Regions from separate parts of the Homo sapiens genome. Here region 2 is linked to region 1. Evidence: read pairs that join two places in POLR2A ChIA-PET (ENCODE). Cell type or tissue: K562. All regions are shown on one strand. Links, peaks and the distances in the headings refer to the core of each region. The heading gives the core; the rest is flanking DNA. Region 1 holds the start of LINC01343 (long intergenic non-protein coding RNA 1343). Region 2 overlaps MIR3659HG (MIR3659 host gene).

Region 1 (17,263 bases), core at 5,164-9,163:
GACCTCAGGGCAGTTCTGTGGTTAGAGGACACAGGCCGAGAGGCACCTGGAGGGAGGGAGGCCAGGCCTCACCAGGGCCAGTGGCCAGGCTGGAGGGAATCACTGGTTGAATGGTGCTCAGGGTCCTGGAGCTGGTGGAGGTGGGTTCCCTGCCCTCCCCTGGCCCTGCATGGCCCCCAGGGCTGTGAGTCTGGGGACTGGGCACCTCCCCTGGGCCTCTGGCAGGGAGCGAGCAGTGCCTGAGGCAGGAGGCAGGCAGGCATGGCGTGGTCCCTGCCCATCTGGGGAGTGCTTGGTGGCTGGCTGGAACTGAGCAGTGGACGGCGTTTGGACTCAGCAGCGTGAGCCCAGCTCGGAGGCTGCGAGGCAGAGCCGTGAACGCCAACAGTCTGGAGGCAGGCTCCGGAGGGAGACAGGCTCGGGCCCATTCGCTGAGCTTGGTTCCCACGACAGCTCAGCAGACAGATGGACCTGGGAATCCTCACTGCCTGGCCAGGAGGGCGCACACATGAATGGAAATGCAGGCACCCCGGTGGGGAGGGACAGGCTGGAGGTTCCCAGGGAGGGCCAGGGGGGCGAGCCAAGGAGCAGGAGCTATGGCCTGGGCTAAGCGGTTAGATAAACCAGTTGGGTGTGCTGTGCTTCTTGGTTAGACTGATCCCTGGGCCTCGGCCCAGGTATAGCCCTGACCTTGACCTCAGGCTTTGCCTTGATTCCAGCCTCAATCTGAATCCTGAACTGGAACCCAGACTGAGCTGTGACTCTGGCCTCTGCTCAACTGGGCCGGGACCTTGGTCTTAGACTGAGCAGACTGAGCCCTGACCATGACCCCAGATTGAGCCCTGATCATCAAATCCATTTGCCTATGTCCTTCTCTGAAAGCAGCCCAGAGCCGACTGCCCACAATACTCACCAGTAGGGGTGGGTAAAAGGTGAGGGCCGGGCCCAGGTGGTACTGACAGCCTCTGGATGGCACAGGAGAGCAAGAGCAGAATTGACTTAGAGTGGTGGTGGGGTCGAAGGGTGGCATAACTGACCAGGAAGAGAAGACTCGCCTGCTGGGATGGAGACCAGAGGGCAGTGTCCCCTGCCCACCTTGAGCAGGTCCAAAATTCAGGCTGAGGAGGACAGAGCCCAGGTGGGTGGGCTTATGGGGTCCCAGGAGGCAGGAGGCAGGAGGCACTTGAGAATGAAGCAGGAAAGGCAGGACTGCCCGCCGGAGCCAGGGAGAGGACAGTGCGAGTGCAGTTGTGACCAGAGCTGGGGCCTGGGGAGGAACCCTCTTCCCAGGACCAGAGTCACCTGGAGCTCGGAAATCAGCAGCACCTAAGAAAGACAGGCAGGCAGAGGCCCAGCAAGGAGATGAACGCAGATCATTTGGGAATGAGCCAGCCAGGAATGACTTTGGTTAGGGGCTGGTGGTGATGATGGAAGGTGTGGAGTATTAGAGGGCACTCCCTGTTCTTGGTACTTCCAACTATGATCTGATCTAGTCCTCCTAACAGTTTAGTGAGATCTTGCAGCAGCGGCCCTGGATGCCCCAGTCTCCAACTTCCCCTGGGCACTCACTGCCCCATACCTGCCATGACTCTTCCTTAGGGTTCCTCTGGCTGCCAGAGTGTGCTTCCCTGGCACTGGAAGTGTATGTGTAGGGGGGTAGGTGTTAGGGCCCCTGGGAACAGTCAGCAATGGACTGGGGTGGAAGCATAAAGAGTCCAGCTTCCTCTCCTTCAAAGGAGACAGCTCTGAGGTCAGTTCTACGCTATGTCCTAGACCAGAGGCTGGGGAAGTTTGTTGGCAAAGGGCCAGAGAGTCAATATTTTAGGCTTGGAGGACCATATGGTGTCTGTTGCAACCATTTAACTCTGTCATTGTGGCAGAAAATCAGCCACAGATAATACAGACATGAGTGGGCATGGCTGTGTTCCAATAAAACTTTATTTACAAATTCAGGAGGCAGGCCTGATTTGGCCTGTGGGCTGTAGTTTGCCAACCCTTGAGATGGCCCCAGTAGGCCTGGGTCCAGCGTGGTCACCAGCTCATTCACGCGCCTTTCATTGCTCTCCTCCCCTTCCCAGTCTCACTTCTCCACTCCCTACTGGAACTTCCAGGATCTCTTCTTAAATAAATGACTTGATCTTGAATTCTTGTCTCTAGGTCTGCTTCAGGGGACCCCCAATCTAAGACAGATATCCCCAATTTCACATGAAGAGACTGAGGCAGCTGGAGGCAAAGCAGCTTGTACAAGACCCCACAAGAAGAGGAGGAGTTGCTTTCTTGAACTGCTGTGGTTTTACCCACAGTCACCGGACCGTGCTGCCGCCCTGGTGGGAGGATGTGTCTGCCTGCACAGGTTGAACAATCTCAAGACACCTTGCTGGAATTGGCAGAACATTGAGCTCATTCGGTCACTACCAGGGCTATCAGGCACAGAGGATGAGGCAGTCCTGCCCTGCCCTCTAGAACCGAAAGTCTGGACAGGGAGTGGCAGTTAAATGTGGGGCAGAATGAGATCAATGTCTCCAAGGGGTAACCCTGTCATCCTCTCCCTTGGATCTTCTCTGGGAGAGCTGCAGGACATGAGCGATCACTCTTTCTTTTCAGATGGGTAAACTGAGGCTCAGAGAGGAGATGGACTTGCCCCAGGCCACACGGCTTATACCTGGCAGAACTGAGTCTGTCCCAGGGCTCTTTGAGCACCTGGGGATGCAGAAGCTGGCGGGGTGGGAGGTGGCGGGGACTGTGGAAGGCTTCGTGGCTCTCATGGGCACTCCAGCTCACTGTCTTTACTGCCACAGCCACTGCTTCTACATTTGCTATCTCATTGGATCATGGCGCCTTGAACAAAAGTGTCCTTACTCATTATCTAATTGAACTCCCATTTTACAGGTGGGAAAATTAAGACCCAGAGAAGGAACTTCCCAGAGAGCTATCCAGTGAGCCAAGTCAGAGTTAGGAGCAGGAGCCTCAAATTCCCAGGAAAGCAGCACGGTCCTCGAGTTCCCCCAAAAGCCAGACGGCATCTTTGACACCTGACTCCCAGGGGCCAGTCCTGGAGAGGACACCTGGCCTGGAGCCAACCTTCCTCTCCTCGCTGCCAAAGCTCTGCTCTCTGGGTTCTGGCACTGTCTGAAAATTCCTCCGTTGGTCTGCTCTCGGCAGAGCATAGATTATCACTCTTGTGCTAATTATTTTTATGATTAAAAGATGATAAATTATTAAACAAAGTCTGAAAAATGTGCCAAGATCTGCTCTGAGGCTGGGCCTGAGAAGTTGCCCCCTTGGCGTCCACGTTAATTAATAAATGAGACTCTCCGTGGAGAGGAGCCACAGCTGGTATATCTGGCAGCCAGGCAGGAGCTGGCGGAGGCCAGATGCCATGCAGGTGGGGAGGAAGGGACTCCCTGGGAGTGCCCAGCCTGGGATTTGGTAACAGAGTCCCCTCCCTCTCTGCTCCCAGCCTAGGACTCAGCGGAGAGCCCCTTGGTACCATCCGAACATCTGGCCTCTGGAAGAGGCCTAGGATTTCAAGCTGAGAAGCTCCAGCTGATACTTTAATGCTGTTCCCCTCTCCAAATGCAGACTTGGGAGCACCCCAAGTGTCTAAAGGAAGGCCGGAGACCAGGATTCAAATCTCTGCGAGCCCATTTCTCCTTGGGTAACTTTTGGGTAGGTCACTCAATGAGACGCCAAGCCTCAGTTTCCTCATCTGTAAAATGGGTAGAAATGACATCTATTTTTGCAAGGGTATTGAGAGTGTTAAATAGGATAATGTCTATCAAGAGCACTCAGCTCCCAGCAGATGGTCAAAAAATGTTAGTTGGGCTGACTTGAAGCTTGGGTTTTTTGCTGTGCTGCCATAACTAGCTGTGAAACATTGGTCAGGCAGATTTACCTTTCTGAGCCTCAGTTTCTTTATCTGTAAAATGGGAATGAGAACTCCCAAATCTTAGGATCAAAGGGAAAACTATATGTGAAGTGTCTAACAAAGAGTAAGTACTCAATTAATGGTGGCTATTTTATCATAATTGTTTATTACAGCGCCAACACACTGAAGTTTCAACAAGTGGGTATTCCTCCTTCACCATGGGCACTTCTTCCTGCATCCTTTGCTGGTTCTCCTCCCTCCCCACCTTACTCCTTGCAGCGCCCTGGGCTCAGGCCTCCATGTCTTTCTTCCTTACACTCTCTCCCTTGTGAGCTCATCCATCTGTATGCTGATGGCTTCCACATTTCTAATGCTAGCCTCGACCCTCTTCCCAGAACTCCAGACTCCTACAAGCAGTTGCCCATTCAAACTCTCCCCTTGGGTGTTTAATAGATATATCAGATCTAATATGTCTAATAATGCATCTCAAATGGAATTCCTCATCTTCCCCTCTGCAAACCTGTTCCCCACCGCCCCTACAGTCTTCCCCACTTGGTTAATGATGGCTCCATCCTTCTGGTGACACCTTGGAGTCATCCTTGATTCTGCTATTTCTTTCACTTCAAATACCTAAACCATCAGGAAACCCGGACAGCTCCACCTTCCACCTCTGTTAGAACCTCAGCACCTAGCCATCCCCCATCACCTCCCCCACTCCCACCACCCTAGCATAAGGCACCATCACATCTTACCTGGACTCTTGCAGTAGCCTACTAATTGCTGTCCCTGCTGCGGTACTTGACCCCTATAGTAATGCTCTACATAGCTGCCAGGATGATCCCTTTAAAACACAAACACTAGACCCAGTCACACCTGCTTATAATCCTCCAAGAGGCAAAGTCTTTGCCAAGGCCACAAGGCCCTGTACTACCTGAACCTCCCCGCTTGCTAAGACCTCCCTCTCTTACTCTGTGCCAGCCACGCCTACCTTGGTGCTTTCCGTGAACACACCAGGGGCACACTCCCACCTTGGATCTTCATACTGGCTGTTCACTCTTCTCATTCCTCACCTCCCTCAGACCTCTGCTCAGAGGTCACCTTTGCTGTGAGGCTTACCTTGACTGTCCCATTTAAAAGTGCACCCCGACATTCTGCATGGTGGCTTCCCTCTTCCATTGTGCATGTCCTCTTCTTACATACTGGAGTTTCTTGAGCCTTGTGTTTGCTGTCTTCTCCCTCCAGCATTATCCGTTTTGTGCCCTGCAGCATTCCCACAGCAACCAGCACAGCCCTTGTGTGGTGGAGGTGCCGGGCATACTGAGATGCATCTGTCAGCATCTGCCTCCTGGTACCTTGGGCCTGCATGTCTGGCAGGCAGGTAGAAGAACACGCTGGCCATTTCAATGTTAAGACAAAGAGGTAGAGAAGGCTGGATGAAGGAGGTGATGACTGAACCATATCCTGAGGCAGCTGGGGTTTCCAGGAAGAGGACAGAGAGAAGGACATTCAGGTGGAGGAGCCAGCAGGTGCGAAGGCTCGGCAGCTCAGAAGCATGCTCTGAGAATGGCAGGTTGTCAATGGCAACCCGGGAAGGGGATGGGGGAGATAAGCTGGAGAGGAGGCAGGTGCCTGGGGTGGGGTGCAGAGGGAGGCCAGCTCAGATCTCCTGATTCTGCCTGGTCCTCCACCCTCTGCATAAGCAGATGGGGCACATGCCCACCCTCGTGATTTCCCAAAGGATACACAGTAGTTTAATTGCCAGAAACAGGATATTAGCAAAATAACCATATTTCATTGTGTCTGGGATGCACAACTATTTTCTACACCACTCAGAAACACTGCCGGCTAATGTGTGCCATGGCATGAAGACCCATGTGAAAGCATGTGCATCTTTCCAGTTGTGGCTTATATGGTAATAGGTAGTATTGCCTAGCACTGTAAAAGGACTTCAGATATATTATCTCACTGCATTCTTGCACCAACAATGGGTACCTATGAGACAAATAAATTAGTTCCCCATTTTACAGATGTGACAACCAGTGCACAGAGAGATTAACTAACTTGCCGTCCAGTGGGCATGTGGTGGAGCCCAGGGTGAAACCCAGGCAGTCTCTAAAGCATTGCCTTCCAACATGCAATGGAGTGTGAAATGCGGAAGCCATGGGGAAGCACAGGAAATCGGCCATGTAAGATAGGAAGCAATGGTTCGATTTATTCAGTGGTGACGTCCACCACAGCTGCATTCCAGTAATCTGCACCCCTCATCCCAACATCCTCACCCTGCTCTGCCTGTGTTGGACAACTCGTCTTCTTGACCGGAGGTGATCTCCCACAGTGAGGTAGCCCTACCCTTTTGTTTCAGCTCTTGGAAAACCCCAAACCTCAAGGCCATACACTCCTTGTGGCCAAGTGAGCATCTTGGCAACTTCCCGGCTTTTCCAAAGAGAACTAACTCCTGCTGGGGGCCCCCCAAGTCACCCCTCATGGCCCTTACTTCTAGTGCTCTGGAAATGGCTGAAACCAATGGATTAACTTGCTTTCCCTATTAAATATTTACATAAACACGCTCGGGAAGGTGTGTGTAAGTTATCAATAATGCAAGGCCAGCCTAGGCTCGGTGAGAGCTAAGAGACCCAAATTGTATCATCATAATCCATTATTCACATATAATGCGTCTATTCTCCTCCATTAGCGCAGGCAGGAAATGCCCCTGAGTGCCGGGCAGGGCTTTGGAAAGCGCAATAAATGGCGGACAGACACATGGCGGGAGGGCGGCAGCTGTAGTTAAACAAGTGTAAATTAGCGCCCAGCCTCGCTCCCTGCCTGCAGCCAGAGCGGCGGGCACAGGCCTGGCAGGGAGGGGTTACAGGATGTGGGGAACTCGCTATCAATCTAGACAGCCCTCATGGCCTCCCTGGAAACCCTTCCGGAGGAGCCCTCCAGCTGGCCGCGTGGGAGACCACGCCTCAGAGAGCACAGGCTTCTGCTCTGCAGGCCTTGGCTGGAATCTCAGCTGCACCACTGAGTGGTGACCTGGGGCGAGAGGGTGGAGGGGGCTGCTGCGCAAGCTGCCCCCACACTGAGCTCCGAGCCCCATCTGTAATACAGGGATGAGAATCACCGTCTCACAAGGTTGTTGCGTGAAGGAAATAAAATGAGAAAGGAGAAGTTCCCAGCATACGGCACACGGGAGGCCCTTAGAGAATGAAAGAACACTCCTCTCCCTCCTCCCGCTAGGCGGTTTCAGACTTAGGAATAAAACGGGAGAAGCTTTGCACCGTACCCAAATGGATGTGGTGCAAAGGCAATGCGAGGTAAAGACAGAAGTGGCTTTATGTTGTCCTCTCGTCAGCTTTGCTGTCCCTGCAGGAGGCTCCTCTCCTCTGGACCCCACCCGAGTGCCCGGTGCTGCGGTCCGTCTCCTGGGCTCAGCAAGCACACTCACCATCGCCACCCCGTCTCCAGGACTTCTTCAGCCCTTAGTCCGTCCACACCCTCTTCTCAGCACTACCGTATTCCCCTGGGAGGCAGGTCCTGCACAGAGACGAGCACATCTGCTGTTGAAACGACCCCAGACCAAACGAAAGTTTTTGATTACCCGTGAACTGGAAGGTGGACTTTTGGTATAAAGAGCACCAGACTGGGAGTTGGGAGAGCTGAGTTCTTATCTCTGTCACCGCTGATGCTCTGTGGTTTGCGGAGAGTCCCATGGCCTCTGGACCTCAGTCTGCCTACCTGTAAGAGTAAGGGAATTAATCAAATGATTTGATGATCACGCATGACTTAGTGAATGTGAAGTGCTAGGTGTGTCTCAGGACCCTTCCTGGCTCCAGAACCCTCAGGATCAGAGGCATCATGAGATTCTAGAATCAATATTCTGGTTCAAGTCATTGCTTTGTCTTGTCTCCACAGCTACAGCTGGATTTTTTCTAGCACCGAAGCTGTGTCGTGGTACAGAGACCCAGTGCCCTGGTGTCAGGTGGATGGGCATGAGCTTGATTCACCTTTTACAGAGGAATCACATTAGCAGCCCCTCCTTACCCCTCCCCTCCCACTGTAAGGGGTCATGAGCCCAATGCCTAAGGGCATGGCAGTGATGGCTGTTCAGTGGAGGCCACAAAATAAAATGTGAATTTGGAAAGGCAGGGAGCAGATGACCAGGTTTTGTACTTTTCGGACAATGGTGTCCACATGTGGGCGGTTTGTCTGGGCCAGACCAGTTCTTGGCTCTGATGCCACCTCCTCAGAGAGGCCCTCCCTGCCCTATCTAAGAGCCGCCCCACTACTCTCTTTCCCCCATCCATTTTATTTTTCTTCCCATCACTACCTGACATTTTATTGTGTACCTACTAGTTTTCTTGCTCATTGTGTGTTTCCTCGACTGGAATGTTGGCTCCATAAGGACAGGTATCTTGTCCGTCTTGTTCTCTGCTGTTCCCCTGAGGCCTGGCCCCTAGTAGAAATTCGATACGTACTGAATGAATGAATGATTGTAGATTCAAATTTAGCACACATATATTGAGCACCTACTCTAGGCCCATCACTGTGCAGGTGCTTTTACATATGTTACACATTTAATCGGCTTAACAATGACATCTATTCATATATATTAAGACCAGTGGGCACTAACATTAAATTTCAATTAAGTGAGCCTGGTAGGAATGCTTCACATCTCCTCCCCTGCTTCATGTGTGCCAGGGGGCTAATCATGATTGAAAGGCTGAAGCAGTTGAATGATGTTGTGTTCCTATGTCCTGATGCCTTCTCCCAGGCTTTCCTTTTTTTTTTTTTTTTTGAGATGGAGTCTCTCTCTGTCGCCCAGGCTGGAGTGCAATGGTATGATCTTGGCTCATCGCAACCTCCGCTTCCTGGGTTCAAGCGATTCTCCTGCCTCAGCCTCCTGAGTAGCTGGGATTATAGGCATGCGGCACCACACCAGGCTAATTTTGTATTTTTAGTAGAGACGGGGTTTCTCCATGTTGGTCAGGCTGATCTCAAACTTCCGACCTGCTTCGGTGATCTGCCTGCTTTGGTCTCCCAAAGTCCTGGGATTACAGGCATGAACCACCGCACCCAGCCTAAACTTTCCTTCTTGTCCTTCCTTCAGTTCAGCTCATCTGCTCTCAAACTCAAGGGTGTTTAGGTAAAAATGACTGTACTAGGTTATATACAAAGAAAGCCAGGGAGCCGATTTCAAGGAATTGAAGAGAAATTTGAACTCTATGCAACTTTTGCCTGATGTACCAATTTTGGAATCAAATGCTCATATGCTATATAAGATTACTGTACTAGCTGCGTGGCTTTGGGCAAGTTACTAACCCTCCTTGAGCCTCAGCTTCCTTATCTGTATATGAAGATATTAATAGCTACCTTACAGAGTATATAAGATCTGCATATGATCTGTATATGATAAGCAATAGGTGGGTTTGAATCCTACTTTCAGCGCTAACTAGCCATGTGACCTTAGACAAGTTTACGTAATCCTTCTGTTCCTCAGTTTCCTCATCTGTTACATGGGTGATATTAATAGGGTGTACCTTTTGATTGGGCTGGACCCTGTTTGCATTCTGCCCTGAAGGAGAGCGGGGCTGTGGGTCAAAGCTGCCCTAATTATAGGTGCAGCATCCGGAGCAAGGTGTTGCTTGGCTCTGCACTGCTGGCAGGTGTGGAAGTCCTTGCCCCATGGGTGAATTCCAGCGCAGTTACTGCCTGTGGGGCAGTAGTTGGCAGGTGGCAAAAGAAAAACTTTAAGAGAACACAGATGGTCACACTTGACAAAAAATGTTCTAGCAACCTCACCTACTGAAATCTCCAAATGTTCTCCAGTCCTGGGTACTTTAAACATACACTGGCCCTAATCAGTCAGCATTATTATAGTCCTTCGTTCATTTAACAAATAGGTATTGAGTGCTATTATGTGACAGGCACTGTACTAGGGAGTGAGAAAACAAGTCAGGCACAGTCTTCATCCTCATGGAGCATGCAATTTGGTGGCCATAGTGATAAAAAAAAAATAACAAGAATAATAAGAAGATGGCATCCATTTATAACATGCCCAGAGCCTGGGCTATGTGCTTTCATATAGCACCTTATTTAATCCTCACAACATTCCTATGAGGCTCATCTTAATATCCTCATTTTATAAATGAGGTACCTAAAGCCCAGAGAGGTGATGCGACTTCTGCAAGGTCCCAGAATTAGCAAGTGGTAGTCGAGACACTGGAATCCAGATCCATCTATTTCCACAGTGTTACTGTCACCTTTTCCTCTGAAGTAGCTTCCAAAAAGGGAGAGTCTCCTGGGCTACCTGGGACCTTCCAGAGGAAGGAAGGGCCTGGTGAGGACAGGAGAAAACAGTTGATCCTGAAATCCCTGCTCAGTGCTGAAGTGTGGAGACTGTCCTGCCGTAGATTGCAGGAACCCTATATGGGGCGAGCAGTAATAAGTCCCAGCTCAGTGTGCGGGTGGAGATGCCCGTGAGGAAGGGCCAGCCACAGGCTTGCTTGGGCAGTGGCCCAAGCTGGTGGTGTGACATCTTTACTGTCTGATTATTTATAGAGTCCCTGGGACAGCAGGCATCCAAGGCAGCTCAGAGGTTATGGGCTTGGGGACCAGGAGAAATAAATAGCCTTCAAAAACCCCAGCCTGGTGGGGGAAGATATGGAGCCAGGATGAGATGTCTGCCCCGCAGTCTGGTGGGGGCTATATGAGGAGAGGAAGGACTGGGGTCCCTGGAGCCTGCAGGGACCATGCTGGGGGACAGCTGGGGGACAGGCCAGACATATCTCTCCCTTGGCCACTGGGCTGGGGGAGACCTGAGAGCCTCAGCCCTGTGATGGAGGCAGTGATCTCACTGGGGAGGGCCTGGGGCCTGGGGCCTCGGACTCAGGTCATCATGCTAGCCTCTTGAGAGTGGCAAGGAGTCCAGAGCAGGGGCAGGAGCCTCAGGCTGTTGATTCTGCAGGAGGTCACTGTTCTATCAGAGTTCTATCAGAGAAGCAGAACGTGTGTGATCCGAGGGCTTTATGCTCGGGGCAAGGCTTTTCCTGATCATGGGAGCTGCTAGGCAGCGGTGTCAGCCTGTATTCACGTGTCTGCTCCAGACCTGGAGTCAGCAGGGCTGGCGGTCAGCAAGAGAAGATGGACAGGAAGAGGAAGTGAGCAAGGACAAGGCAGAACCCAAAAGAATGGCCTGAACACAAAAGGAGGAGCGTCACCAGTTGAGGGCTTGCTGGGATGGCATCTGCTTCTCACTGGCACCTGGGTGGCCTCCCACTGCCTCTAAGCCTCCAACTGATGATATGGGTGATCTGCAGAAGAACTAGCCCGCTTCACCACAAAGCTGCACACAAGCCAGGCCCCGAGTTTGGAGAAGCTGAAAGAGGAGATCGATCTGGGGTTGCCACCCCAAGATCGCAAGCTAACAAGGTGAGCCAGCAGGTGGGCTGCACACGCATGAGCTGAGAATCACCCAAACCCACATAGACCTTGAGTGCAAATGAAGCTGCTGCTCCACTTCTGCCTTCCAAATCTCACACAAATTTCTCTTGTGGCCACCCCTAACCCAGAACTGTGCAGGAAATTCTGGGACATGTAGTTCCAGCTTTGCTAAGTTGACACAGGACAAAGCGTGCACATTCACTGTGTGACTTTGACCAAGTCCTTGACCCTCTCTGAGCCTCAGTTTCACCATCAGTAAAATGTGGGATGGACTCCTCAGTGGTTCCTCTTTTAATGTAAAAAACAAAAACAACAAACAAACAACAACAACACAACCCCAAACCCCAAAACTACAAAAACAAAACAAAAAAGAGGCGGAGACATGGATTTCCTCATCTCTCCTTTGTGTGCAAATGAAAGCGAGGTCTCCTCTAAATAAACCTGCAAATCCCCAGGAGGCTGAGGCCCCAGGTGGGAAGCACCTGGGATAGATCATTTGCAGATCCCTCCTCCTTCGGACAGATAGAATACAAGGCTGAACTTAAGGGCAAGACCTGAGCTCTAGCATTGCTGCTGGATGACAAAGCAAGGTGGTAAGCCTCTCTGAGCCCAGCTTCTTTCCCTCTGTGATAAGAACAATTCTTTTACCTTTCAGGGGTCCATCACATAGATGTCAGATGCTGGGGTAGGGCTCAGAGTGTATAACAGGCTTCTTAGATGGTGACTTAAGATCAGCTTTGTGGAAACCACTGTGCTGTCTGAGGACAGGGAGACAGTGAATTCTAGGACTCCTCCTCAGTGGAGCTCTCTGGACTGTGGGGAGACCATTAACTAATGGTATGGAAACCATTTAAACAAAAGACTGTGGGGCTTCAGGGGAGAGGGAGACAGATTCTGCCTGAGAAGGCTTGTTGGGGAGAGAGTATTTGAACTGGGCCTTGATGAATGGATATAGCGGTGGTTAGCCCAAATGGAGGGAAAGGGTGGTTTAGGAAGAGGGAAGGGCTGGGCAAAGCCTGCAGTTGGGTGCATGCAGCGTGTATCTGGGGACTGGCAAGGACTGTGGTGTCGTGGAACAGAGAATGTGCAGGCAGGAAGAGGAAGGGTAGGGTGGAGAAGGAGCTGAGGATTAGCTTGTAGAGTCTTGGGTGCAAGCTAAAGAGTTCATCCCAGCATTAGCCAGTGCAAGAGGCTCAAGTGTGCAACACTAGAGTCGCCCCAAATGGGACACCAGGGGTCCCCACATCTTCCAGGCCTTTGGGGTAATTCCTTCACATTTGAAAGAGGTAACTCAAGCCCTTTCCACACAGTGGAAGCCCCTAAGTATTCTCAAGGGAGGCTTCCCATCCTTTTCTCAGTCTTCACTGCAGCTGGCTGCCCAGCTCCCTTCTGGATCCTGTAGCACCTGTCCTCACTTGCTGATCTCTTCACTCCAAGCTGGACCCTACCTGATTTCCTCTGCTCGGGGAGTCCACTGGTCCAGGGATGTTGGGTTGAGTAGACTTTTATCAATGGTTTATAGGACAGTGGTGGGGCATTCAGTACCCTCCAGCAGACTCGTGCCATGGGATGAGTATTTATATCACGGAAATCAGCAAATGCTGCACATCAAGGTCTTTCAGCCCCTTCCCTAGAGTTGGTTCTTCAACCCCCACCAGAACACCATTGATTATGCGCAGTTCAAATCACATTTCTTAAGTGAAGATCCTATATCCGGGCCCTATATAAAAACCCCTCAGCCAAAACCCATGCTGGGGAAGTTCCTGCTGTTGGAATTCTTTCATAGGACCCTAAGTTTTCTGCCATATTGCTGGTATTCTCTTTCCATAAACTCCCCACACATCCATTTCTCCCAGATCTTTCAGGAAACTCCACATTCTACACACAATTCAACCCTCTCTTAGTTTTGCCGTCTCTTTCCAGACCACTTCCTAGAGTGGACACTTTATATTTACACCCTCAGGGGCTCGCCAAGTTATTTTTTTTTCTATAGGAAGGAAGTTGCAGATAGGAGAGCTTTAAACAGATTTGTTTTCCCTTCCGCTATGCGAGTCAGCTAAGTTGGATTCAAAAGGTGGTTCTGCAGATACTAAAAGTGATAATTGGGATGCCTGAAACAACGTGGAAAACACTTGTAGGTCACATGCTCAGATCTGCACTCTCACTTCTGGGAATCAATTCTACAGAAACATTTGCACAGATGTATGTATAGGGATGTATGGTGGCACGGTGTGTGATAAACATTGGAAATATTCTAATCGCCTGGCAATGAGGGATAAGTGAAATAAGCAATGGAATGTATAAAGTAGACCAAAAGGTAGAAGTGGGTCTCTGTATATACTGACATGAAATATTTTCACAACATTTTTACAGAAAAAAGTTGCAAAACATAATTTTTTTTTTTTTTGGTAAAAATGTCTTAAAGTATACATATATGTGTGTGTGTGTGTGTGTGTGTGTTTATAGATACAGAAAAATGTCTGGAGGATGAGCCTTAAACTGTTAATAGTGGCAATCTTAAGGAATGGGTGTCTATTGGGGAGGGGCAATGTTCCCTTTTTTATATCATATATTTCTGCATAGTTTGCATTTGTTACCATAAGCATATATTGCTTATGTAATGTTTTTAAAACCAATGATTTTTACAAAGAGAAAATGCTTCAAACACAATGCCAAATATAGATGGTAGGATGCAAAATTGCTTACATATGGTGGTTACAACTCTACAGAAACTCGCGTCTGCGTGGACAGGAATGGAATGAGGAGCATCCCACAAGAAGTGACTGGTGGTTAGGGCGGGGTCCGGGGAGAATTCTTTTTCCTCTTTCAGAAGGCTGGGTAGGGCTGAGATCTGGGACATCTCAAATTCCTCCCAGCACCTTCCTTCATTCCACTCCTGGCCCATGTTCCCGTCACTTACAAGTGGCAGTGGGTATCAACTATTCAATTATTTTTAAATAGTCGAGTGTAGGTCTGGATTGAATAAATCACATTGATGCCAATTTCCAGGGAAGTCCTTTCATATTTTATGATTCACTCCCCACCGTTCCCCCTTTCCTTCCTTGTGCTCCTCCTAATGAACCAGGAGACTGTGCATACTGTTCAGATGTCCCCACTGCTAACCCTCAAATGGAAATGCAGCAGCTGAAAACATCGTGGTTCTGGGTTTTTTTTTTTTTTTTCCTTTTCCTCCTCACAGTCCTGGGAAATTGATATGCAGGCAGGATTATGTTTTGTTTAAAGCTCAGTCCTGGCATCTGAAAGAATACATTACCCAAATTGGTGCATGTGGTTGAAATTCTGCAAAACTCAGTTATGTCACAAGTGGCTTGCCAATGAGGGGTCCAGCCGGGTCTCAGGCAGCATAAATGCCCTGTATCAGAGAGAGTGTAACAGTGGAAAACCATCCACTGAGGAATATTCCTGAAGTCAATAATTTATCTGCTGCTGGTGGAAGGCAGGCCTACCAGGCACCTCTGCCACCGCCATGATCACCCAATATGCCACCAACTCCCAGTCCTGGGGATGAACGCTGCTTTCTTCCTTTCCAGTTCTTTTAAGATTAGAATTTGTTCAAAGAACTGATTGCACATAAACACAGAGACTAGAGGGTTTTTTTTCCTTCTCTTTTCATTTTGTAAAATGGTCGTAAAAGAAAAACAAGTCCGTTTGGAATTTAGAATTCTGAAACTGCAAGAGAAAGAACTGGACTTCACTACGTGTGCTTTGGGGTCTGCACTGCTCCTGAATCTTGTCCGTGACTAGGGCACACAGGGAGCGACTCATTGGCGATAATTTGGGAGTCACTGTGGACCCACTTGCTCTTTAAATGTTGGAGTTTTAATGATTTAGGAACCAAAAGAATAACTAAGGAGCCCAGCAGTCATTACCTCAAATAATGAGACTTTTTAATGCAAAATCAATGTTTGTTATAATGAAAATAGATTCCTCAGCTCCTGCAGGGCCAAATGTACAAATCTTTTCTGCTGTTAAATAAAATGTGATGGCTCATTTTCAGGAGGATGGTGAGCATTTTTATTCAAGAGTAAAAATAAAATGTCAGAACTTATTTACTTCTATTAAGTGCTCATTCTCAATCAGATACTCTAATCAATATCTAATTGGAGGCAAGGAACGGAAAATAATTTTTATGCCAACTTGGGAGAAGGGAAGGAAGGGAGAAGGCAGGCAAGAGAAAGCCATATAGCACATGTTCAGTTATAATAAGGGCAAATACCTATTGAGCAGATGCATAGTGCCAGGACTGTGCTAGGTGCATTACCTGTGTTATATCATCACACTGTCACAATAGTCTGGTGAAGATCGGTACCATTGTGGCTCCCATTTACAGGTGACAAAACTGAGGCTCAGAGAATCTACCTTCTCATGTTTATTATGTGGTGGAGCCAGGATGGAAAACCAGGTCTGTCTGACCTCTCAGCCCTGGCTGCCAATTACTCTATTTATCTGCCCCCTCCATCCTTCTAAAAAACAAGTCTTTTATTTTATAAAAAAAAGTGAGTCATTCTTGAGATTACCCATAGCAGAAGTTTTACTCCTATGAACACTGAAACTGTAAACTTAAAATAGTTTTGGAGGGTAAAGGTTTTTCTTAAATATATTACATACTTCTCTGTCTTGGGAAGCAGTACATGGAGTGACTTTGTTTTAGTGACTCAGAACTGGTTTCCAGACTTACCTCTGTGATGTGAGGAATCTATCGTCTAACGGTGAGAAGTGAGTTGAAATCCTAGCTCTGAAGTCTGTTACTGAGTGCCTTAGGCAAGTTTCTCTACTCCCTTTGTGAAAGGTTGGATCTCTTAATATCCTATGATTTTAAGTTACAGGAAGGTAGATGACATCAATTTAAAGAAGAATCTTCTAAACGTTAGAGTTATCTGAAACTTGGCTGGGCTATCTCAGAAGGGAGAACACTCTCTATCCCTGGAGTTATTCCATCAAGACCAGCTGTGGTGATGATATAGCTGATAAGGCATTGGACTAGCTATCTCCTAGGGGCACCAGCAAACTTCTTCTATAAAGGGCCAGAAAGTAAGTGGTTTAGACTTTGCAGGCCACACAGTCTCAGTCCCAGCTACTCAACTCTACTGTTGTAGAGCAAAAGCAGACACAGGCAATACACAAACAAATGACTGTTGCAGTGTCTCATTAAAACTTTATTTATAAAAGCAGACAAATGGCCAGATATGGTGCAGGGGGCATAATTTACTAACTCCTATTCTAGGCTCTTCCAATGAGAAACTTTATGATTCTCTTCTTGTTCCTTATGTTATTGTGCTGGGCTGAGCACTGGCATGAGGGCCTGCCATAATCAATAATAATGAGTTAATTCTTACATAAATCTCACCATATGCCACATGCCTTCTTAGCTCTTTATTTATCTTTTAACTCCTTTAATCCTAACAATGATCCTGAAAAGTAGTGATATGGTTTGGCTGTGTCCCCACCCAAATCTCATCTTGAATTCCCATGTGTTGTGGGAGGGACCCTGTGGGAGGTAACTGAATCATGGCGGGGCAGGTCTTTCCCATGCTGTTCTTGTGATAGTGAATAAGTCTCATGAGATATGATGGTTTTATAAAAGGACGTTTCCCTGTACAAGCTCTCTTCTCTTGTCTGCTGCCATGTGAGATGTGCCTTTCACCTTCCACCATGATTGTGAGGACTCCCCAGCCATGTGGAACTGTAAATCCATTAAACCTCTTTTTCCTTAAAAACTACCCAGTCTCGGGTATGTCTTTATCAGGAGCATGAGAACGAACTAATACAAGTAGTGTTCTAGTTAGGGTTCTCCAGAGAAACAGGACCAATAGGCTATATACAGAGGTGTATAAGAGGAGATTTATTATGGGCATTGCCTCACGTGATTATGGAGGCCAAGGCGTCCCATGATCTGCTGTCTGCAAGCTGGAGCACCAGGAAAGCTGCTGGTGC
Region 2 (11,504 bases), core at 6,833-10,832, 120 kb before region 1:
CCCCCCCCACCCCCCCACTGTGGAAGGCAGACTGCTCCAGAGGACACCTGGTGGGGGCCAGGCCTAGTTCTCTCCCTTCCAGTTCTGGAGCAGAATGCCTGCCCCCTCTACCTGCCGTGAAGCAGGCCATGCCAGGGCTCCTGGCACTTCAGAGGATGCTTCCTATCCCTTCTGTGGGTCTCAGCTCTCCAGGTCCTGTGGAGGGACTGGGGCCACAAGAGAGTTGGCGATGGGCCTATGTGTGTTAATTAACCTGGGGTAGTCTTTGTGGACTGTGCCCTGAGGTCAAGGATGGACTCTTCCCCAGGGACTGACTGCCTTGGGGACCAACTGAGCCCAGAAACAACTGTGCCCAGGGACTGACTGCTGACTGTGCCCTGTGCCCTGGGGGACCAATGATGCCCAGGAATCAGCTACATCCAGTCACTAACTGTGTCCATGGAATGACTATGCCCAGGAACAACTGTTCTCAGAGACCCTTTGAGGGCTCACTGTGTCTGGGGCTCATCTGCACCTAGGACTGACTTTGCCCACTGTCACTATACCTGAGAGCCAACTGGACCCAGACTCTACCTGTGCCCAAGGATAGATTATGCCCAGAGAGTATCTGTGACCAGGGACCATAGAGAGTGTCTATGTGCCCAGAGACAGACTGTACACAGGACTGACTTTGCTTAAACACTGTTTCTAGGGACCAACTGTGTCCTGGTACTAGCATTTTCCAACAATCAACTATGTTCAAGGACAGCTGTACCTGGCAAACAGCTGAGCCCAGGCACTGGCCCTGCCGAGGGCTGGCCTAGGCCCAAGGATAGATTCTATCCAGGGACCTGAGGCCTGCTGTGCCCAGGGACCAGCTGTGTCAGGAAACAAGCTGTGCCCAGGGACTCTGGATAGGGGGAAGCTGGGGACAGAGACTCTCCCATGTGGGCATAGACTTGTGTGCCTGGCATACAGGCTGCCCAGCTGCATGCCACATGCCTGGTGTGAGTGCCTCTGGCAGCAGCTCTTATTCTGGGACAGTGGGAGGAGGGCCCCTTGCCCTTTGTGGAGGTACTCTCAGGCTCCTTTCCCATTTTGGCACCTAGTGAATAGGGAAGGAGAAAGAGCACACAGAGGGCTGGGCGCTGAGGCTCATGCCTGTAATCCCAGCATTTTGGGAGGCTGAGGTGGGTGGATCGCTTGATGCCAGGAGTTTGAAACCAGCCTGGCCAACATGGTGAAACCCCATCTCTACAAAAAATACAAAAATTAGTCAGGCATGGTGGCACATGCCTTTAATCCCAGCTACTCCAGAGGCTGAGGCACGAGAATCGCTTGTATTTGGGAGATGGAGGTTGCAGTGTGCCAAGATTGCACCACTGCACTCCAGTGTGGGTGACAGAGCAAGAATCTGTCTCAAAAAAAAAAAAAAAAAAAAAAAGGCACACAGAGCTATTGAGCACCTGTCCTGTCATGTGTCAGCACATGCCTGGTCCTTTCTTCCCCATATGTCATTTTGTCCCCAGGACTACCCCATGAGGCAGCAGTTATCATCTTCATTTACAGATGGAAAAACTGAGGTTCACAAAGATGAAAGTTCTTTCCTGGTCTTTCTGACTCCAAAGCTCTTACCTGTAGTGAGGTCTGCCTATTTCCACACTGCACGTGGGTCTCCCTGAGTGGAGGGAGAGGCAGGGGCCTCCCAGCATCTTACAGAAGAGGAAGCTGAGGAAGGACCAGATCCCAGGCATCTGGTCTGCAACTGGCACACTAAACCTGTTCATGCCAGTGGCCCTGACTTCTCAGGAGAAGGGCACTTGGCTGGCCTGGTAGGAAGGGCTTCCTGGAGGCTGCATTCCTGGTTGCTGTCTTGGAGGCAGGAAGGCCAGGGTGTGGAGGCCGTCTGTCCCATCACAAGCCCCCTTTCATGATGCTCAACAAGGCTCCTTCAGAGGCCGGACTCGGCTGTGCAAACACGCACATCTGGGCTGCTGGCTGGGGCGGGGTGGCGGAACTCCCCCACAGCTGGCCAGCTGCTCCTGACCTTCTGGACAAAGGGAGCTTTGGCCCTGTGGGGGTTCCCGGGAACTTGGAGCTCTGGAGGGTATAGCCTCTACCCAGCCCTCCACGGGGGGCAGTCCTCTCTGGCTGCCGCCTGTCATTTTCATCATAACTGGAACTCTGCCTCTGACAGCATTTCCTGCTGAGGGCATGCCCTTTCCCTCCCTCGAGGGCCTGCACCCAGCCAGAACTGAGGAAAATAGAACAAAGGCTGCAGGCAGAAAGAAACTCAAGCGGCAGGCAAAGAAGCATCTAAGCAGCCATCCCAGTCTAATCCCCATCCTCTTGGAGCTTTTAATTTCGTGGAGGAGAAAGACACAAGCCAGATAATCGCGCACGCACACACACACACACAACTGTAAATAACAACAGACTATGTAGTGTCCTTCAGGTTTTAGGCACTGGCTTGGTGCTTTACATATTTTAACTAATTTCGTCCTCACAACAACCCTATAATAGGGAGATACTATTATTATTCCCATTTTACAGACCAGGCAGTTGAGGCACAGAGAAGTTAGGTGACTTGCTCAAGGTTACACAGCTAGTAAGTGGCAGAGCCAGGATCTGAAATTAGGAAATATGCATTCTTTTTTTTTTTTTTTTTTTTTTTTGAGATGGAGTCTTGCTCTGTTGCCCAAGCTGGAGTGCAGTGGTGCGATGTCGGCTCACTGCAACCTTCGCCTTCTAGGTTCAAGCAATTCTGCCTCAGCCTCCCGAGTAGCTGGGATTACAGGCGTGCACTACCACACCCAGCCAATTTTTTGTGTGTTTTTGGTAGACCACGTTGGCCAGACTGGTCTCAAACTCCTGACCTCAAATGATTCGCCCACTTTGGCCTCCCAAAGTGCTGGGATTACAGGTATGAGCCACCACCCCCCGGCCACGGAAACATGCATTCTTAATGATGCACATTTGCAAACCACCGTGAGGTCCATCTCAGGAGGAGCTTGGATGGGGAGTGGGGAAGCCACTGGGGAGGGCAATGGGATTCAAGCTTCGAGAAGATCACTCTGGCTGCTGGGTGGAGGGCAGATGGGGGTCCAGACTGCAGGCTGTCAAAAGAGACCTGGTGAGAGATGACAGCGATGCGGCCTGGATTAGGGCAGGGGCAGTGGGCACCAGGAGAAGAGGGCAAGTTTGGGAGAGACGTAGGGCCTAGAATGGTGGCACCTGGTAGGTGAGTGGGTGTGGGAGGGTGCCTTAAGGTGGGGTTGAGGACTCTACCCTGTGTTTGGGAAGTGAGCCAACCAGCTGTGTCTCAGGTGCTCTCTCCACCTGCCCGGCAAGCCCACCTCGACTCTCCTGCTTCCTGGGGGAAGAGGTGGCCTGGGAGGCATGTGGGAGGCTTTCCATGACTGCTGAGCCCTAGCTTCCTGGAGCATCCCTCAGGGTTCGGGGAGAGTAGGTCACTGGTAAGTGGAGGAAGCCCCGAACCTGGCCTCAGACACAGATTTAAATCCTGACTCCTCTGATGAGCTGTGAGACGTTAGGGGAGTCACATATATCTCTGGACCTTAATTTCTTACGAAATTTGGGAAATGATGCCTGCCTCACTGGGCCTGCATACGACAATTAATATGGAAGTGGACTATGAAGGTGAGGGTGGAGGAGCTGTTTTGTTGTTGCTGTTCAATTGTATCATTTGAGGCTTCTTTCCACGTGGCAGGAGAGGTGGGCTGGTGGGAGGCTCGGGAGGCCTGGACGCCAGCCTCTAAGAGGTCACGGGATGGTGGACATGATCCCATGATGGGCCTCAGTCTCCGGATCTGGGATGTGAGCCCCCGATGGGAGGCAGAACAGCCAGGGTGGTCCTGCCAGGCAGGTGGAGAGAGTGCTGCTGCAAGAGTTAGGCGCTGAGACAGAGCTGGCCAGAAACAGCATCCCTCGTTCATTCCAAGTTCATTCACTCCTTTAACAGACATGCCACTGAACACCTGCACAGTGTCAGGCCCCATCCTAGGGGCTGCGATATGATGAGGAAACAAGGTCATTCAGGTTCTGGCTTTCTAAAGCTCATCGTACAGTGGGGGCAACAGATAGTAAAAAAATCAACAAGGAGGGTTGAAACAGCAAAATGTTCTATGAAGACAAAAAAACCAAAACCCAAACCCTGGTGATGTAAAAGAGGGTGAGGGGGAGAAGGGCTCCTTCAGATAGGGCGGTCAGGGGCAGTCAGGGGAGGTCTCCCGAGGTGGTGACAGGTGAGCTGAGGCTAGGCTGATGAGAAGTTTAGGGGAAGAGCGGGCAAGCTCAGGTGACTAGTGAGGAAGGAGGAGTGTGACAGGAGAGGCATGGAGAGATGGGAGAGAAGCCAGGTCAGGTGAGGCAGGAGAGAACGCGGTCATGCCAGGCTTTGCAGGCCCTTCTAAGGAGTGTGAACTTTGTTCTGAGAGCAATAGGAAGCCTTTGAAAGGTTTGAAGCAGGGCGTGACATAGTCTGATCCACTGTCTGGATGACTCCAGCTGCTGTGCAGCGAATGGATTGAATGGTGGGAGGGACTGTGATGCTTAGCGACCTCTGGCTGTGACGCCTGCCCCAGCCCTGCTGTGAGGATGCTCCACTCTGTCTGCTTAGGACTTACTTGCCTTCCACACTCTCCCCAGCCCTCTTCTGGGCCAGCAGCTCCAGGCTGTGCCAGAGTTCCCAGAAAGCACCAAGAATCTTGAGGCAGAGGACTGACTGGCTGGCCTGGGGAAGGCTTGGCAACCCAAGTGCAGGTACAGTGGGCATGGGTGTGGCTGCCCTGCCTGCCTCCACCCTCCATGCAGGACAGGTACCCCACGCCCACCCCCACCCCTCATGGGGCTTTTGAATTAAAAAGTCTTAACTTTTTCTTTTAAATGGCAGCTCTGTGTACTGTACATGGTAATTAATACATTAGCATTTATGCAAAATACCATCACAGCCGGGCTGGTATGTCAGCTGCCTTCCTGAGCTGCAAAAATGTGAGCGCCCCGAGGTACCTCAGACAGGCCCCCGCCCCTAGCAGACAGCTCTGTTTGACCTGCATCATTCACTAACCTGTCTCGGGGAGCCTGTCTACATGCACACATCTGTGTATGTTGGCCAATGTAAATGCTGCTTCTTGTGAGTGTCTGTGGTATGCATATGTGTCCTTGTGTGTGGATGCACACGTGCTGCTTGTGTCTCTACAAGCAGATACAAGGATGCCCTTGTACACAACACACGTGCTGCTTGTATAGACATGAGTGTTGTCTACGAGGGCATCCTTGTGTCTGTGTGTGTGCCTGTGTTGGTCTGGGCATGAGTGCATATGAGTCTATGGTTTTATATGTGTACATCTCAGAATGTGTGTGTATGTACATTTTGTTTTTTTTTCTTCCAGGTTGAAGCGATTCTCTTGCCTCAGTCTCCCCAGTAGCTGGGATTACAAGCACCTGCCAACACGCCTGGCTAATTTTTTAATTTTTAGTAGAGATGGGGTTTCACCATGTTGGCCAGTCTGGTCTCGAACTCCTGACCTCAAATGATCCGCCCACCTTGGCCTCCCAAATTGTTGGGATTACAGGCGTGAGTCACTGTACCTGGCTGTGTATGTACATTTCTGTGTGCCTGTTGTGCTTGTCTGCCGGTCTATGTATTTGTGACTGGGTGTGTCTGTGTGTTTCTGTGCATCCATGTGGGCTGTGCATGCATGTGCATATGTGCATGGATATGGATGTTCATGTTCATATGTGTATATCAGTGGCTGCCCACGCTTGAATGCCTCTGTGTGGGTCACTAGGTATGTCTGTGGGATCTGCTATTTGTGTCTGTGCATCTGTGTGTCAGTATGACTATGTGTGTGTCTCTGTATGTGCATTCCTATGCATGTCTCAATTTGTGTGTGTGTGTGCGCATGTGCGTGTGAAATGCTTGCTAGACTGACTGTGAAATGAAGTTGCAGCACAGTGGAAAGAACAACTCACTGGAGACAGTGACATGCGTATTCTCTGGACCCTGGGCACCCTGCCGCTGATGGGCTCACAGGGCAGTGGGAGAGATGAGCCCTTCAGTGGGCAGTGAGGACCCGGGTTACTGGTTGATGGCAGAGGCCAGCGCAGGGTGCTCCTCGGAAGCTCAGTTGGCCCTGAGTAGGAGTAGGGGTGAGGTGGGGTTGGGGAGAGTTTCTGAGGCGGCGGCTGTTGAGTGGGATCCTGGAGGGTGACTAGGAGTTAGCCAGATGAGAAGTAGAGTCTGAGGAGCACGGATGTGGCACTGTGACAGCACCTGGCCTGTTCAGAGAGGCTGGAGACCAGGAAGGAGCTCATTGTCAGGAGTCGGGGTAGCTGGACTAGACCACCCAGGGCGCATATCCTGAGGGAAGCGGGACTCACTGGAGGCCTTCAAGAAGGACAGGGTCATGGTCAGGGTAGAAATATCACTCTGCTTTCACAGTGAGGAAGGACTCAGAGGGATATGCCAGGAGACAGAGATTGGAGCCACGGCAGCAGGGGGAAAGGAAAGGGGATGGAATCAGAGGGTATTCCCGAGGTAAAACGATTAGTATCCAGAGATTGATTAGACAACAAAGTGAGGGGAGGGAGAGGGAGGAGCAGGAGTTGGGGGACATCCAGTTTGTGGCTGCAGAGATTGGATGGTTGATGAGGATGTTCACGGAGACAGTGAACACAGAAGGGTGAAGGGAAGAGTTTTCTTTGGAGGGAAGGTGATGAGTTTTAGACATCTTGAGTTTCAGATACCTATGAAATGTAATTTGTTCATTCATTCTTCATTCACTCATACATATACCATGTATCAGGCATTTGAGAAACCAAGATGAACGAGACAGAGAGACAGTGGAGTTTAGAAAGAATTACAAAGGCTCCGGAAGCTGGGACCACTGTAGGAGAAGGGAGAGAGGAGAGACCTGTCATGCAGAGGCCTGTGGGTGGGGTAAATAGGTTAACCTTTTAGGGAAGACAGTGGGAAGGCATGGAAGGATTGTGCAAGTGTGGGGGCTGCCATGTCAGGTGTGTACTTTAGAAAACCTTTCCTCTTCTTGCACATGTCCATTGTCAAGGGGTCCCTGGTTTTCTAATCTGTAAAATGGAGCTGATGATCTGGGCCGTTGCCACACAGTTGCACAATTGTGAAGTAGATTAATGCTGGGTCCTGGTAATGTGTCCCTGCCCTCAAGGAGCTTACTGTCCAGTGTAGAAGCAAGCACAGAAACAGACACTACAATGTGGTAGATGCTGTGATGTGGCCAGCACATAGTAGGTGCTCAATAAATATTTGTTAAATAAATGATTGATTGAATGGATAACAGCACAAGGATCCGTAGGAGCTGAAGGAGGTTTCTCACTCACCAGGAGGTAGAGGGGTTAAAAAAGACTTCCTTGGTGAGGTGCTGCACAAGCTGGGTCCTAAAGAATGATTAGGAATTAGCCAGGGGAAGAGGGGAGGGAGCAGCACAAAGGCTGGAGGTGGAGGAGGTGCGACAGGACATCATTTAGTGTGGCTGGAGCAGAAGCTGCACAGTGAGGAGAGGAGGGGTGCAGTGGGATATGACAGAGGCCATATCACAAAAGATCCTGAGTGCCAGGCCAAGGAGCTTAAGTCCTCCACTCCCCCAATAAAGAACGTGGAGCCACTGAAGGCTTTTAAGCAGAGGAGTGGCTGATTAGTTTTGTGTTTTCTAGAAAGCACTCTGGCCTCTTGGCAGGGAGGTTGGTGATGGAGTCTTTTGTGGCTTAGTTGGGGTAATGATCGTGCTGCTGTACGTCTTGGATTTATCTTAAGGGATAGGGCACCAAACTTTTTTTCTTTTTTTTAAAAATTTATTTGTGACAGGGTCCTGCTCTGTTGCCCAAGCTGGAATGCAGTGGTGCAATCATAGCTCACAGCAGTCTTGAACTCCTGGGCTCAGGGGATCCTCTGACCTTGGCCTCTCGAGTAGCTGGGACTACAGGCATGCATCGCCCCCCACCCCCACCCCCGACCCCAGCAAATTTTTGTATTTTTTTTTTTTGGTAGAGACTGGGTCTCACTATGTTGCTCAGGCTGGTCTTGAGCTCCTGGCTACAAGTGATTCTCCTCCCTCAGCCTCCCAAAGTGTTGGGATTACAGGCATGAGCCACTTTTTAAAACTGTTTTAAAACATAGATTGAAGCATCTACAGACCAGGCAGTGGGAACCCTGGCTTCTACACTTTACCCTGCTGTTCTCTGGCTCTGTGACCTTGGATTGGTCACTTAGCTTCTTAGGGCTTTAGATGGTTCTTGGGTAAGGAGACACAGTTAGAAAAGGGAAGGACATTGGGAAGGGCTTTGCGTGGCTTCCTGGGATATAGGGTCCCCTCAGGGCACAGGAGGCACACTGGGATAGGGGGCAGCTGCCTTCCTTCTTCCTTCTCCTTGACAGGAAGAGGAGGAGAAGAGTGAGGACAAGGATGAGCTCATGTATTTTCATGCTGTGGCCTCGACACCCAGCCCCTTAGTCCCAGCTCACAGAGGCTGGGAGGCTGCTCTGGAGTGGGCTGACCCCTCCCGCAAGCAGGCACTCTGCTATTGTTCAAAATGGAATTGGTCCCAGGAAGCTTGGAGCTTGTGAAAGCCGCTATGAATTTTGCAAAACAGCTCTGAGGCGGTAAAGCATGTCAGGAAAATCAAATGCGGAAATCCCTATTTAGAAACCCCACTCTGGACAGGCATGGTGCGCCGGGAGGAAGGACTGGGTAGGGGAGGGGTATGGCCTAGATGCCCCTCCCCTGTAGCCTGGGAGGGTGCCCAGCACAGCTAGGAGGGGAGACCCCTTGGCCCCACCTTCTTTCCAACTTACCTGGTTTCCCAGATTTGAGGCCCTCACAAAGCACCCCCAACCTTTTCCAATGCACCTATACTTTTTTTTTCTTTTGAAAGCAGCTTTATCATTTTGCAAAAAAGGATACATATGCTCATTGCAAAAAATTCAGACAATATGGAAAAGTTCAAAGAAAAATGTAAAAACCACCTCAGATTTTACCAGCCAGAGATAACCACATAACATTTTGGTGAACGTCCTTCCAGACTTCTCTCCTTGCATAAATATACACAAATAGATTTCACGTATGCAACTCCACCCTGAGTGAAATCAGACGACACATGCTGTTCTGTCACCTGTTTTTTTCCTCCCCACTCAGCAATATGTCATGGACATCCTTCATGTCAATTCATACAGATCCACCTCATGGTTTTAATGCCTGTATTATGTGTATGGATATACCAGTATCTGGATATACCTCACTTTACTTACTCAGTCCCCAGCTGATGGAGATATATGTTTTTCCAATTGTCTTGATCCCTGCAATGAATATCTAGGTGCATATATCTTTGCATGTTTCATTGATTCATTCATGCTACAGATGTTTTTTGAGTGTGTTCTGTGTACCAGCCCAATGCCAGGTACATAGGAAATGTACCAGCCCAATGCCAGGCATAGAAATCATGAATAAAACAGACATGGTCAGTCCTGGCTGTGGTGGAGTTTATGATGTAGTGGGGAGACACGGTGTCTGGCCCCTGCCATCAGGAAAGACAGCAGTTTTTTGCAATGAGCGTGTGTATTAAGCAGTTACACAGATACTTATCCAATTAGCAGTTGATCTGTAGTACGAAGGAGAAGTACACATAGTACGAAGGAAACGTACAGGCTATGACAGAATAAAACAAGAGAAGCTAACCTGAGCTTGGGAGTCAGGGAGGGCTTCTCTGAGGAGGTGACATTCAGCTTGAAAGATGAGTGGGCAAAAGGCAGAGTCAGGATGAAGAGGAAAGCACTGGTGAGCATGGGAGGGGGACAGCAAGAGGGTTTCACTCAGAAGGAACAGTGTTTTTAATTATTAACACACGGGAAATTCCTCAAAATGAAATTGCTGGGTCGGAGGGTAAGCAGATTTTGCATTTTGTCACATATTGTAAACTGCTTCTCACCAAGGTTTTACATGTGTTCCATCCCGTAAAGGGTATGCCACGAGGTTGTTGTGAAGGTTCAGTAAGAGAGTGAGCGTGGAGGGTTAAGCATAGCGCTGTCACATAGGCAGTGAGCTGGCCACTGCTGTTGCCATTATTATTATAATTATCTTTGCCAATCTAATCGGTGAAAAATGATATCTCATCTTTGTTTTTAACCAATGTGTCTTTTTTTCGACTCCACAGGAAATTGAGCCCTTGAGGGGGAAATGAACCATCTTTCTTTCTTAAGCCACCTTTGTCAGGAACCTTCCTGTGCCCCTTGGGGAGGCAGGAAATGTCTAGGATCCCTGGCCTGCAGTCCCATCCTCACAGCAAAGCCCCTAGGACTTAGAAATGACTCCAAGTCCCACGTGGCTCTGGGCTTCCAAAAGCAAGCGCCAATCAGAGAAGGTGGAGAGGAGATGGGAGAATGGTTTGGAACCTGTGTGGGACGGTCGTCCCGTGGAGAGGGGCAGGCAGAGAGGTGGGGGCCCTGGAGGCAGAGTCCCATGCCATTAGGAGTGCTTGGAGATCCCAGGTGCTCCTGAATGATATTAATGCATCTATATGAATATTAATAGCATGGCCATTAATATTAATGACAATAATAAACAAGTGTGAGGATTATTTTTAAAGAGGGCTGCTGCTCCAGCTGTTGCCTCCCTTCATTAATAAGCTGCTGAGATTCTCAGCCATCCTTTCCCCAGACCTCTGGCAAGACTCAGTGGCATCCTCAGGACCTCTGTCTGGGTAGGGGTGAGCCGAAAGAGCATTTTCCCAACATTTTGGATGGAAGGAGAATCAATGCAGGAAACCCTGAGTTTCCGTCCAAGGAGGTCCGGGCCATGTGAGTGGGCATGGGGCAAAGGAGGGATGAATCGGCTTGTGTATGGGAGCCAGCTGTGAGGACCCTACTTCCTTCTCTCGCAGGCCTGCGGCCCCAGCCGTCTGCATCCCCAGAGGAGGCTGGGCCAGGAGGGGGTTTGCAAGGGACCAATCTCTTGCAAAGGTGGTGAGAGGAATTACCCTGCTAAAGTGATCATGAATTATAGAAAGGAAGAGGGGGGAGGAAGGCCCAGAATATCATATGTGTAAATAAAACGGAGTGGCGGCCAGACATGAAAGCCAGCCACCAAGCTCTTGCACCCACAGAGCCTCTTCTCCTGTGGACCCACCTCCTGCCAAGTTCCACCGCAAGTCACTTCCAGCCTCCTTCTTCAAAGGATTTGTTAATAAGTCAATGACGGAACATCTAAAGGGGAAAAATATTTCTCTTTATGGTTGAAGATAATTGTCCCAGGAAAAAAAGAAAACAACAAACCTTTAATTACAACTCACATGGAGAAAGCTTGATTTGTGGGCAGAGCCCAAATGCTGAGGAGCTGGATGTAAAATATTTGTAATATTTAGGGAACCTAGAGTTTTACATAAAAGTAAACAGCATTGCCTGAAGGCACAATTTCCAGCAACACAATAAAATGTGCAGTGAATTTATGGCGGCCATCCATTAGCTCTTACCAAGGCAA

The links. Peaks named below come from ENCODE experiments on the same cell type or tissue, not always from the same donor. Only the 100,000 strongest peaks of a DNase experiment are listed, where the experiment ranks them.
Region 2: POLR2A ChIA-PET joins it to region 1 with 6 read pairs; 2 of 35 experiments call an interaction of 5 or more read pairs at or near these places.

What each region holds. Positions count from the first base shown.
Region 1 is chr1:38,207,114-38,224,376 of GRCh38, forward strand. It overlaps LINC01343 (long intergenic non-protein coding RNA 1343), which reads right to left and starts at 7,654. Exons shown (of 4, transcript NR_038928.1): 1 at 7,604-7,654; 2 at 4,985-5,338; 3 at 4,621-4,709; 4 at 1,921-3,709. LOC105378654 (a long non-coding RNA gene) reads left to right here. Exons shown (of 7, transcript XR_001737987.2): 5 at 2,158-3,669; 6 at 5,135-5,394; 7 at 5,896-12,127. In K562, for the core only: no CTCF peak of the experiment used is centred there; a DNase peak (open chromatin) is centred at 6,798; H3K27me3 peaks cover 3,414 bases.
Region 2 is chr1:38,084,039-38,095,542 of GRCh38, forward strand. All of the region lies in intron 1 of MIR3659HG (MIR3659 host gene), which reads left to right. MIR3659 (microRNA 3659) reads left to right here and starts at 5,193; the gene lies at 5,193-5,291. RefSeq lists an enhancer at 10,484-11,504. In K562, for the core only: no CTCF peak of the experiment used is centred there; no DNase peak of the experiment used is centred there; H3K27me3 peaks cover 2,187 bases.